Regions from separate parts of the Homo sapiens genome. Here region 2 is linked to region 1. The links are chromatin contacts, found by Hi-C or POLR2A ChIA-PET in ENCODE. All regions are on one chromosome and are shown on one strand. The core of a region is the stretch at or near the end of the contact, and the rest is flanking DNA. Distances in the headings are between cores, read along the strand shown. Region 1 overlaps LINC00243 (long intergenic non-protein coding RNA 243). Region 2 holds the start of LTA (lymphotoxin alpha).

Evidence for each region. Hi-C counts contacts between places; a loop is a spot of excess contacts on that map. ChIA-PET counts read pairs that join two places held with the same protein, here RNA polymerase II (POLR2A). Pooled maps may share reads with other maps.
Region 2: a map with no recorded cell type shows a loop between it and region 1 (6-fold over the local background). The contact joins the promoter of LTA here to the enhancer-like site in region 1. A Hi-C loop is called at or near these places in 2 of 37 single-sample maps with no recorded cell type and 5 of 50 pooled maps. POLR2A ChIA-PET finds 5 or more read pairs at or near these places in 1 of 52 experiments (activated CD4-positive, alpha-beta T cell).

Annotation. Positions count from the first base shown.
Region 1 is chr6:30,812,223-30,818,193 of GRCh38, reverse strand. LINC00243 (long intergenic non-protein coding RNA 243) reads left to right here. Exons shown (of 2, transcript NR_130726.1): 2 at 3,422-5,328. Among named protein-coding and RNA genes, the nearest start is that of LINC00243, 15 kb to the left of the region's middle. RefSeq lists an enhancer at 3,608-3,902. Within about 2 kb of position 3,778, at least 18 of the 41 ENCODE cell types and tissues checked have a DNase peak (open chromatin) inside an H3K27ac peak, as active enhancers do.
Region 2 is chr6:31,569,247-31,575,217 of GRCh38, reverse strand. LTA (lymphotoxin alpha) reads right to left here and starts at 2,929. Exons shown (of 4, transcript NM_000595.4): 1 at 2,772-2,929; 2 at 2,377-2,484; 3 at 2,185-2,290; 4 at 894-1,937. The coding sequence starts at 2,475. The coding sequence ends at 1,525. LOC100287329 (a long non-coding RNA gene) reads left to right here and starts at 2,515. Exons shown (of 2, transcript NR_149045.1): 1 at 2,515-2,635.

The sequences.
Region 1 (5,971 bases), core at 2,529-5,028:
CAGTCTGGTCTTGAACTCCTGACCTCAGGTGATCCATTCACCTTGGCCTCCCAAAGTGCTGGGATTATAGGTATGAGCCACATACCCAGCCAGATTGTTAAAATAATATTATTACAAGGAGGTGGGTAGAAAAGGCCAAAATCACTGCCCCATTAACTTTTCCTAGGCCCCAGTTCAGACCCAAACTCTTTTTAGACTTCCCTTTTCTACCATCATGGGCAGCACGGGTGTTGTGGCTCCGAGACCCCTCTTCTATCCAGCTCCCTGAAAAGAACAATGCCCACTAAAGGCTTGCTGGGAGTTGATCCATCACTTCTGGTTTGGTAGAATGTTTCCCTAAGGATCTCTTGAGCCCAGGAATTCAAGACCAGCCTGAGAAACATGGAAAAAACGCATCTCCACAAGAAATGCAAAAATGAATGGGGTGTGGTGGTGTGCGCCTGTAGTCCCTAAGGGCTGTCAGAACTTAGGAGGCTAAGACAGGAGGATTGCTTGAGCCCAGGAAGTCGAGGCTGCAGTGAGCCATGATCACACCACTGTACTCCAGCCTGGGCAACAGAGCAAGACCCTGTCTCAAAGAAAAAGTTTCCCTAATGTTGCCCACATGGGTAACTCCCTCCCACCTATCCCAGTTGTAATTAAGTGAGAACACTCTAGTCCTTGTTCTTAAATGAAGGAAGTGAAAATTTGTGAGGACAAGAATGTTCTGGGCCTGGTGACCTCCCGAAGTGAGCTTGGCAGCAAATCTTCCCATTTGCCTTGGGAAAGCCCTAAAAAAACCAGAGTATGGGATACTGATAGTGGTTATAATTGCTAACGAGGTTAGGGTTTTAACACATGACGCATGCTAAGTAGTCAAAATTCCCCATTTTACAGAAAGAGAAACTGAAGTTCAAAGATGCTATGTGCAATCCCCCTACATGGAGACACAGTCTGAGTCTAGTTTCTCAAGGCCTTGGCAGGGCCTGAGGGAGTGGGTAACATGGGTATGGCTTGTATACATTTATGAATTTTGTATCTGGGAAGCAATATGGAGAAATAGCCTGTAAGGAAGGAAAAGATTAGACACTATTTACTGCAGCTCCAAACAAAACTACACAGAGGCCAGGAGCAGTGGCTGATGCCTGTAATCCCAGCATTTTGGGAGGCCAAGGTGGGTGAATCACCTGAAGTCAGGAGTTTGAGACCAGCCTGGCGAACATGGTGAAACCCTGTCTCCACTAAAAGTACAAAAATTAGCCGGGTGTGGTGGCACACGCCTGTAATCCTACCTACTCAGGAGGCTGAGGCAGGAGAATCACTTGAACCTGGGAGGCAGAGGTTGCAGTGAGCTTGAGAGGTGACAGCCTGCTAGCAGTCCTCACAGCTCTCACTCGCTCTGGGCGCCTCCTCTGCCTGGGCTCCCACTTTGGCGGCATTTGAGGAGCCCTTCAGCCCACCGCTGCACTATGGGAGCCCCTTTCTGGGCTGGCCAAGGCCAGAGCCGGCTCCCTCAGCTTGCAGGGAGGTGTGGAGGGAGAGGCGCGAGCGGAACCGGGGCTGCGTGCAGTGCTTGCGGGCCAGCTGGAGTTCCGGGTGGGCGTGGGCTTGGCGGGCCCCGCACTCGGAGCAGCCGGCCGGCCCTGCCAGCCCCAGGCAGTGAGGGGCTTAGCACCCGGGCCAGCGGCTGCGGAGGGTGTACTAGGTCCCCCAGCAGTGCCGGCCCACCGGCGGTGCGCTCGATTTCTCGCCAGGCCTTAGCTGCCTTCGCACGGGGCAGGGCTCGGGACCTGCAGCCCGCCATGCCTGAGCCTCCCACCCCCTCCGTGGGCTCCTGTGCGGCCCAAGCCTCCCCGACGAGCGCCGCCCCCTGCTCCAGGGCCCCCAGTCCCATCGACCGCCCAAGGGCTAAGGAGTGTGAGCGCATGGCCCAGGACTGGCAGGCAGCTCCACCTGCAGCCCCGGTGCTGGATCCACTGGGTGAAGCCAGCTGGGCTCCTGAGTCTGGTGGGGACGTGGAGAGTCTTTATGTCTAGCTCAGGGATTGTAAATACACCAATCGGCACTCTGTATCTAGCTCAAGGTTTGTAAACACACCAATCAGCACCCTGTGTCTAGCTCAGGGTTTGTGAGTGCCCCAATTGACACTCTACCTAGCTGCTCTAGTGGGCCCTTGGAGAACCTTTATGTCTAGCTCAGGGATTGTAAATACACCAATCGGCACTCTGTATCTAACTCAAGGTTTGTAAACACGCCAATCAGCACCCTGTGTCTAGCTCAGGGTTTGTGAGTGCACCAATCGACACTCTGTATCTAGCTGCTCTGGTGGGGCCTTGGAGAACCTTTACATTTAGCTCAGGGATTGTAAATACACCAATCGGCACTCTGTATCTAACTCAAGGTTTGTAAACACGCCAATCAGCACCCTGTGTCTAGCTCAGGGTTTGTGAGTGCACCAATCGACACTCTGTATCTAGCTGCTCTGGTGGGGCCTTGGAGAACCCGTGTGTCCATACTCTGTATCTAACTAATCTGATGGGGACGTGGAGAACCTTTGTATGTAGCTCAGGGATTGTAAACGCACCAATCAGCACCCTGTCAAAACAGGCCACTCGGCTCTACCAATCAGCAGGATGTGGGTGTGGCCAGATAAGAGAATAAAAGCAGGCTGCCCCAGCCAACAGTGGCAACTTGCTCCGGTCCCCTTCCACAGTGTGTAAGCTTTGTTCTTTTGCTCTTTGCAATAAATCTTGCTACTGCTCAGTCTTTGAGTCTACATTGCTTTTGTGAGCTGTAACACTCACTGCAAAGGTCTGCAGCTTCATTCCTGAAGCCAGTAAGACCACAAACCCACCAGAAGGAAGAAACTCCGAACACATCTGAACATCAGAAAGAACAAACTCCAGACATGCCACCTTAAGAGCTATAACACTCACCGTGAGGGTCCGTGGCTTCATTCTTGAAGTCAGTGAGACCAAGAACCCACCAATTCCGGACACAAGCTAAGATCACACCACACTGCATCCCAGCCTGGCAACAGAGCGAGACTGTCTCAAAAAAAAAAAAAGGCCGGGTGCCGTGGCTCACCTTTGTAATTCCAGCACTTTGAGAGGCTGAGGAGGGTGGATCACCTGAGGTCAGGAGTTCAAGACCAGCCTAGCCAACATTGTGAAACCCCGTCTCCACTAAAAATACAAAAAAATTAGCCAGATGTGGTGGGCGCCTGTAATCTCAGCTACTCAGGAGGCTGAGGCAGGAGAATCGCTTGAACCTGGAGCAGGGCTGGATGGGGGGTAGAGGTTGTAGTGAGCTGAGGTCAGGCCACCACACACAAGCCTGGGCAATAAGAGTGAAATGCCATCTCAATAAATATTGTGTTTGGTTCTTGAGTAACAAAAACTCAATACAATGGCCTAACTTCATAGGTGTTTATTTTTCCCAGTTATGAAGAAGACTTGAGCAGGCAGTCCAGAGCTGATACAGCTGCTCCAATCACCAGAGATGCAATCTCCTGCTAGATGTCTTCACATCTACCTTTCTATGTCACATGTGCAAGATGGTTGCTCTGCCTTCAGACATCACATTTACATTCCAGGCAGAAAGGAGAAGGAAAGAGCAAAAGATGTGTTCCGAACAAATCCATCTTAAAAACAAACAAGGGGAGGGGTAGCAGGAGAAAATTTAAAAAGAAGAAGAAGAAAAACAAAAACAGGAAAGCCGTTGTTTCCCTAAAAGCCCCATCAAGCCGACTTCTACCGGTGACTCATTACCCAGTCATGTGGCCACCCCTGGATTCAAGGCAGTCTGAGGAGGTGAGTGTTTCAAAGAGGCACATGGATGCCACAGACAAAATCAAGTTTCCATGGTTGAAGGAGAAGAGGACGATAGAGTTTGGGGAGGCAGCAGGCTACGTCTGCCACAGAAGATATAAAGATATGGAGCCACACGAGAAGATGGGGGAGGCTGCCAAAAAAGTCCACTGGGTACAGGTGAGGAGCAGGTGACATTGGAGTTGCTCCATCTGAGGAGCCCGCACCTGCAATGGCTTGTGCTCCTGCTCCTGTGGGTATAGGCACAAGGCTGATGCCGAGAGAGTGAGTTGTTTCTGTTGGGGTTCAGAACACAATACCCCAAAGTATGGCGATGAGTACTTAACTAAAGGACATTGGAAGGCCTCAGAAGCAGCCTCAGATCCAAGGTCCCTCTGACCTGCTCCTGCCCTCCTGTCTCTCTCGTCCCTCGTTCTCCCCTGAAGTGAGTCATAGAAACCAGAATCCTCTTCCCCACGGTAGGTCCTAGAAACTAGAACCCTTTTTCCCCGAAGCAAAAGCCATAAAAACTGGAATTATTACTCTAAACTCTCCTTGACTTTTTGTCCAGAAGATGGCCATAAAGAAATTCTCAGCTAGGTGTGGTGGCTCGTATCTGTAATCCCAGCACTTTGAGAGGCCAAGGTGGGAGGATCACTTGAGGCCAGGAGTTTGAGATCGGCCTGGGCAACATAGTAAGACCCCCATCTCTACAAAACTTTTTTTTTTAAACTTACCTAAGCGTGGTGGTACACCTGTAGTCTCAGCTACTTAGGAGGCTGAGGTGGGAGGGACCCTGCTCTGGCTGTGACTGCTTTATCACAGGGAGTGCCTATCTGTGGGCTGCTTTCTACACATTAAAGCATTTTCAGAAAGGGCCAACATCAGCCTTGGAAAAAAGGAGGAAGAGCCACGGAGAGTCTCCCTTTATCTTCCCCTTATGTGATGTGAGAGTGCACATGACTGTGTGCACATACACACACACACACACACCACACACACACACCCCACAGGCACACAGGGTCAAGAACATGCTGGGCAGAGCTTAAGCCACTGAATGTTTCAGTAGGAATCATGATATCTAAAAATAGGACAGCTGATAAGGGGGTTCTTACTACTCACAGTTCCTGGAATTATATGCAATTGCATCTTGGAAACTCAACAAATAAACAGTTAGTATGGAATTAAGGAATTAAGTTTGGTGAAGTTCAAAGAAGCTGATGTTACTCACAAGAGTAAATAGAGAGGAAACCGGGCGTGGTGGCTTCACGCCTGTAATTCTAGCACTTTGGGAGGCCAAGACGAGCAGATCACTTGAGGTAGAGAGTTTGAGACCAGCCTGGCCAACATGATGAAACCCTGTTCTCTACTAAAAATACAAAAATTAGCTGGGTGTGGTGGCAGGCACCTGCAATCCCAGCTACATGGGAGGCTGAGGCAGGAGAATCGCTTGAACCCAGGAGACAGGGGTTGCAGTGAGCCAAGATCACACCACTGCACTCCAGCCTGGGCGACAGAGCAAGACTCCCTCTCAGGAAAGAAAAAAAAAAAAAAAGTAAATAGAGAGGAAAGCACAGGCCAGGGTAAAGAGCTCCATGTAGGGCTGGGCGCGGTGGCTCACGCCTGCGGTCCCAGCACTTTGGGAGGCCGAGGCGGGCGGATCACAAGGTCATGAGATCGAGACCATCCTAGCTAACATGGTGAAACCCCGTCTCTACTAAAAATACAAAAATTAGCCGGGGGTGGTGGGCGCCTGTAGTCCCAGCTACTCGGGAGGCTGAGGCAGGAGAATGGTGTGAATCCAGGAGGTGGAGCTTGCAGTGAGCCGAGATCACACCACTGCACTCCAACTTGGGCAACAGAGTAAGACTCCACCTCAAAAAAAAAAAAAAAAAGAGCTCCATGTATGATTCGTGTATAATGCTGCGGGCATTTGGAGTGCAGCCAACAGCCCCCTTGCAGAGACCCAGTGTTCATTGTCCCTTCCTTCTTCTAGCAGAACCCCAATTTTATTTTGTTTAGCAAAGTTCTATGCTTTAAATTTTTTTTTGCCTCAAACTGCCATGCAGGTAGGAGTGGTGGTGTGGCATAGGGCTGGCCAATGAGATGTTAGCCTAAGTCATGTAAAGGGGACTTTCAGAAAAGTTCTTTTCTAGGACTGACTCAACTGGCATGGGCCCCCT
Region 2 (5,971 bases), core at 1,680-4,179, 760 kb before region 1:
GGGACCAGGTCTGTGGTCTGTTTCCTTCTAACTTCCAGACAGGATGCAGGAAAAAGATAGAACTAGAACTGGGAGGGGCTTCAGAAAGCTGAGTCCTTGAGGGAGAGAAAACGGGGTTGGAGGGAAAAGCTGTGTTGAGTCCTGAGGCCTGTGTTTGGGTCCCTGCGGGGAGAAGGAGCTGGGGGCTTGGTGGCAGGCTTGAGGCCTCAGGAAAGGCTGGGTGGGGGTAGCAGGGACAAGCCTGGGACAGCCCCGGGGAGTGAAATCACCCCCGGGAATTCACAGACCCCACTGGGGCAGGCCTTCTTCTTTCATTCTGACCCGGAGACTCATAATGCTGGTTTCAGTCTTGGCTTCCAAGGAACTCTGGGGTCCCTGATTTTTTTCATGAAGCTCTCACTTCTCAGGGCCCCAGTGTGTGGCCATATCTTCTTAAACGTCCCCTGTATTCCATACCTGGAGGTCCTGGAGGCTCTTTCACTCCCTGGGGCCCTCTACATGGCCCTGTCTTCGTTAAGGGGGGGTCCCCATACTCGACTTCCATAGCCCTGGACATTCTCCTACCCATTGCTGTGGTCACATCTCCCCAGAGGTCTCCTGTAACCCATTCCTCAGAGCCGCTACATGTGGCCATATCTCCCAGGAGCTCCCTGACCCCCGCCCCTCCAGACCCTGACTTTTCCTTCATCTTCTCAGCTTCTCCTTTGCTTCCCCTGCAGCAGTCTGGCGGCCTCACCTGGTGAGTCCATCACATATCCCTGAAGCTCTCTGAGCCCTTATCCTTTTGTTCTCCCCACAGCTCTTGCTCCCTTTGAGCCCTCTGTCCCTCCCTCCATTCCTTAGATAGACTGGGAAGTTCTCACTCCCAGACACACACACACAAGCAGACAGCATTTCAGAGAAAAGAGGTTTATTGGGCTTCATCGAGGGTGCAGATGCCTCCGTGTGGGGCTCTGGTCGGCAGCTGGCTTTCAGAGCCTTTCCCTGCCTTCTGGGGCCCTGTGATCCCTCATGCCTACTTCTTTCTCTCTTGGTCAGCCTTGTGCGCATGCCCTCTCACTCTTCATCTCTTGGGCCTGTCTCTGTTTCTCCTTGGATGTTCTTCTATTATTCCCCTCTCTCCATCCTCCATAAATAAATAATTTAATTTTTTTGCCTTCATAAATAGTCCCCTCCCTGCCTCTAGTCATCCCCCAAGCTCCTCCATGTGCCTGCTCTTCCTCTGTGTGTGGATCTAGGCCCCACCTAGCTGGTGGGACAGACCAACAGCTTTGGGCTGGGAATTCCTAGGCAGGCTTGAAATCCTCAGCCAGACAGACATCAGGGATGGTTCAGGGAGGTGTGGTCCCCTGGGATGCCTAGAATTCCTTCTTTGAAAGCTCCGGTGACTTGATCAGGGAAGACTTGAGCTGTTGGAATGGCCAAAGGAGAGGTGGTGACGACCCCTGAAATGGTCAGAATGGAGGCAGAATGGGGAGAAGGTCTTGAAATCAATTATTTTTTCTTTCTGGATTTTTCCAAGTTCTACAGAGCGAAGGCTCCAAAGAAGACAGTACTAGGGCTGAGGACTAGGTGGGGGATGCCATCTGTGTGGGTGGATAGCTGGTCTCCCTGGGTGAGCTGGAACGCAGCCCCGTGGTACATCGAGTGCAGCCAGGGTTCCTGCAGCCCTGGATACACCATCTTCTGGGAGCTGAGGAGAGGCACATGGAAGGGGTACTGGGAGGAGAAGAGCTGGACCTCATGGGCCAGGTAGAGTGGGGAGGAGGTGGCCTTGGGAGAGTAGGCTTTCCCAGAGAAGACCACCTGGGAGTAGACGAAGTAGATGCCACTGGTGGGGACCAGGAGAGAATTGTTGCTCAAGGAGAAACCATCCTGGAGGAAGGCACGGTCCGTGTTTGCTCTCCAGAGCAGTGAGTTCTGCTTGCTGGGGTCTCCTAGGAAGAGCCATAGGGGATGGGGGTGGGAGATCAGGGGTCTGGATCAGAGGTCTCAATCCCTGAGGAAGTGGGCACTGAACAACTGAGTTCCTGGGGGATGGCAGGGGGAGGCATAGGAGTGGGCTCCCTCTGTTTTTTTTAGCGTGGGGGAAGTTGGGGGAGAGGGGTGGATGCTTGGGTTCCTGAGGCAGGGGTAGGAGGAGAGCTGGTGGGGACATGTCTGGGAGGTCAGGTGGATGTTTACCAATGAGGTGAGCAGCAGGTTTGAGGGTGCTGTGGGCAAGATGCATCTTGGGGTGCTGACGGGCAGTCTGGGCAGCTGAAGGTGTGAGGCCAACACCAGGGAGCCCCTAGGGGAGAACAGAGTTGAGGGGGGCTCTAGGGCTCAAGGTTTGGCTGAGCCACCCCAGCAGCCCCCATTCTCCTGCTGCCTCACCTGGGCCCCAGGCAGCAGAACCAGCAGCAGCCCCAGAAGGAGGAGGTGTAGGGTGGTGCCACACACCCTTGGGAGGAAGAGACGTTCAGGTGGTGTCATGGGGAGAACCTGCAGAGAAAGAGAGAGAGAGAGAGAGACAGTGAGCGGGGCGGGGCACGCGGCGGAAGACAGACCTCCCGCCCTGGGAGAGAGCACCCCCCGACCCCCGAGAGAGAGATCGACAGAGAAGGGGACAAGATGCAGTCAGAGAAACCCCAAGGTGAGCAGAGGGAGACAGAGAGAGACAGGAAGGGAACAGAGAGGAATCATGGCAGAAACAGAGAATGTGTGACAGAGACAATGAGACTGACAGATGGAGAGTCAGAGACAGAGAAGGAAACCAAAACCAAACCCACCAAGGCCCAGGCCCAGGCAGGCCGGGGATCCAGGCAGCAGGTGCAGGAGGGACCGAGGCCCAGGCAGAGGGCAGGACACTGCTGGGCGGTAGTCCAAAGCACGAAGCACGGGCAGCCCAAGGAGATGGGGCAGGAGAGCCTCACCTGCTGTGCGGAGCCCCTGGGCCCGGACGCTCAGGTCCCTTTATAGAGGAAGCGGCAGTGGCAGCGTGGCAGGCAGCGGGCGGGTTCTAGGTCGGGGCTGGGGCCCGGGGAAGCCCCCAGGGCTTAGAAGATACTGCTGTTTCAGTCAAAGGCAGGAAAGGCTGAGGCCTAGGAGAGAACCACAGGCTGGGGGTTCAGGCGACTGAGTTCTGGGAAAGGGAGTCGGGTCAGGGGAATCGTGGGCTGGGAGGGCCAGGGAGTGGGGTCAGGCCTAGAGTTCCAAAGAAGGGACAGTCAATTCAGAGAGGAGGTGGTTGAGCAGCTGGGGTGTGAGCTGGAGGCCCGGTTCCCTGAAGAGCAATCATATATAACATCTCTGCACCCTTGGCTGAGTACAGGCTTCTCTCTTTGCCCATTTCCTTCTCTTGTACCCCTGTCCTTGTCCCAAACAACTCAAATCATACTTGTCCCAGTATACGGACTTTCCAGCCCATCTGGCAGGTTTCACATCAAGAAGGTCCATTATATATCCCCTTCATCGGGGACATTCTGGTGTTTGCCTCTTGTCCAGGTGAAAATATTAATGGATCCCCCTTCCACTCTTGAAAGTGTCCTAGTTTGGAAGATAAATTTTTTGGTCCCCTTACTCAGAGATGATGCTGGACAGTCAAGTATGATGAGGTCTCATCTCACTCCTGAAGGATGCCCTCCATCTCTTCCTGACTTCAGGTGGCTTCCACAGAACAGATTTATATAACCCCAAATAAACACACATTCCAGGATCAATGTGGCAGACACCTTCCAAAGTTTTCTACAAAGGAAGTTTCAGAATTCCACATGGGTGAGGCTTAAGGGTGGTGACTTAGGGTGGGGTGGGGACAGCTAAGGGACTTGTTCTGAAGCTGCATTTGCAGAGCCAATACATTATTTTAAAATTGTTCCAGGCCTGGTGCAGTGGCTCACACCTGTAATCCTGGCACTTTGGGAGTCTGAGGTGGGCGGATTACTTGAGGTCAGGAGTTTGAGACCAGCTGGCCAACATGGTGAAACCCCATCTCTATAATAAATACAAAAATTAGCCAGGCGTGCTGGTGCGCATCTGCAGTCCCAGCTACTCGGGAGGCTGAGGCTGGAGAATTATTTGAACCTGGGAGGCGGAGGCTGCAGTGAGTCAAGATCGCACCACTGTATTCCAGCCTGGGGGACAGAGCAAGACTCTGTCTCAAAAAAAAAAAAAAAAAGTTTCCAAAATTTTTTTCCTTTTTATTGATATGTAACTTAGGTATGAGGTGGACACCTCTTAAGTGTACAGCTGATGAATTTTTCCATCTGTATGTAGCCACCACCCAGCTCCACGTATTTTCAGGTCCCCAGCAGGTTCCCTCATGCCCCCTCCCTGCTGATACCCTCCAAAGATAACCAACCACTCTCTCACTTTTATCACCATAGATTATTTCCTCCTGGTTTGGGGCATCATATAAATGAAATCACACAGAATGTACTCATTTCTGTTTGACTTCTTTCAGTCAGCATTATGTTTGTGAGATTCATATACGTGGTTGTATGTATCAGTAATGTTTTTAAAAAAAATTATGATGTAATATTCTATTGTATCAATATATTCTAATATATTCTGTTGATGGGGATTTGGTTTGTTTCTAGTTTTTGTCTAACACAAAAAATGTCTAACACGAACATTCTCATACATGAGCCCATTTTCACTTAGCTTGCAAGTTACAAGGTTTAAAAAAAGCAGTTTCTAAAGATGACTTTATTCACTTTTCCTAAGTTTGAGATAATACCAACTTGTCACCTCAAATATTATTACTGCTACTGATGTGATTTTACTTGGAGAGTGTTAGAGGGGTTGGAGCTGGGGCTGGTGGTGACCCGGGGTAAAGCCCACTGTTGCATGGGGCAGACCACTTCTCTCCCCAGGCACAAGGTCCCTGAGGGGTCTTGGTGTAACATGGAGGGACATGTAAGTAACATTCTGGGTGTGTATGAGCTATTTCTCCTGTTCTTCTCTACTTGAGGACCTGCCCCTTTGCCTTTTATGCTTTACTAGTCTTAGCTATTATTTCTGTAGGGGCAGAAAGGGGTGATCCCTTCCTGACCCATCATAAGGGTTATGGCCAATACTCCTATAATAAAAGACAGATTAACAAGAGAAAAGCATAATACATTTATTTAATCAAAGTTTTAGGTGACATGGGAGCCTTCAGAAATGAAGACCCAAGGACCCAGGGGAAAACTATTTTTATGCTTAGATTTGATGAAGAATGAACAGCTGTGCAGAAATGTAATTGAACAAAAGGAGTATCATCTAATGGTCACAGACTGGGACTGGGGGGATCCCAGCAAGGCCTGGCCATATTCTTCTTGGTCTCTCTGTACAGCATTCCTTCCTCCCAGGTATAGGGCAGAACCTCTTCTGGAATGAGGGTCTTATAACCTACTATCAGATGAGATAGGTCAGAAAATTTCTTTTCCTTTTTTTTTTTTTTTGAGACAGTTTCTCACTGTCGCACAGGCTGGAGTGCAGTGGCACGATCTTGGCTCACTGCAACCTCTGCCTCCCAGGTTCAAGCTATTCTCCTGCCTCAGCCTCCCGAGTAGCTGGGATTACAGGCACACGCCACCAAGCCCGCCAAATTTTTTTTTGTATTTTTAGTAGAGACGGGGTCTCACCATGTTGGCCAGGTTGGTCTTGAATTCCTGACCACAGGTGACCCACCAGCCTTGGCCTCCCAAAGTGCTGGGATTATGGGCGTGAGCCACTGCGCCCAACCTTCTTCTCATTCTTTTAACCTTATTATCTCTTGTGTCAGTGTGGGTTTCCCTTTTAGCCCCTGCTCCTTTCTTTTTCTCTGTGTTGCCCTTTCTCTCAGGGTCCTTTTTGCTTCCTGTTGTCTCTTTCTGCTTCTCTAATGGTATGAGCTGATGGACTGGGACCCCAGCTGAGCTATATTAAAATATAAAATGTTATTACAAGGCCAGGAGCAGTGGCACATGCCTGTCATCCCAGCACTTTGGGAGGCTGAGGCGAGCAGATC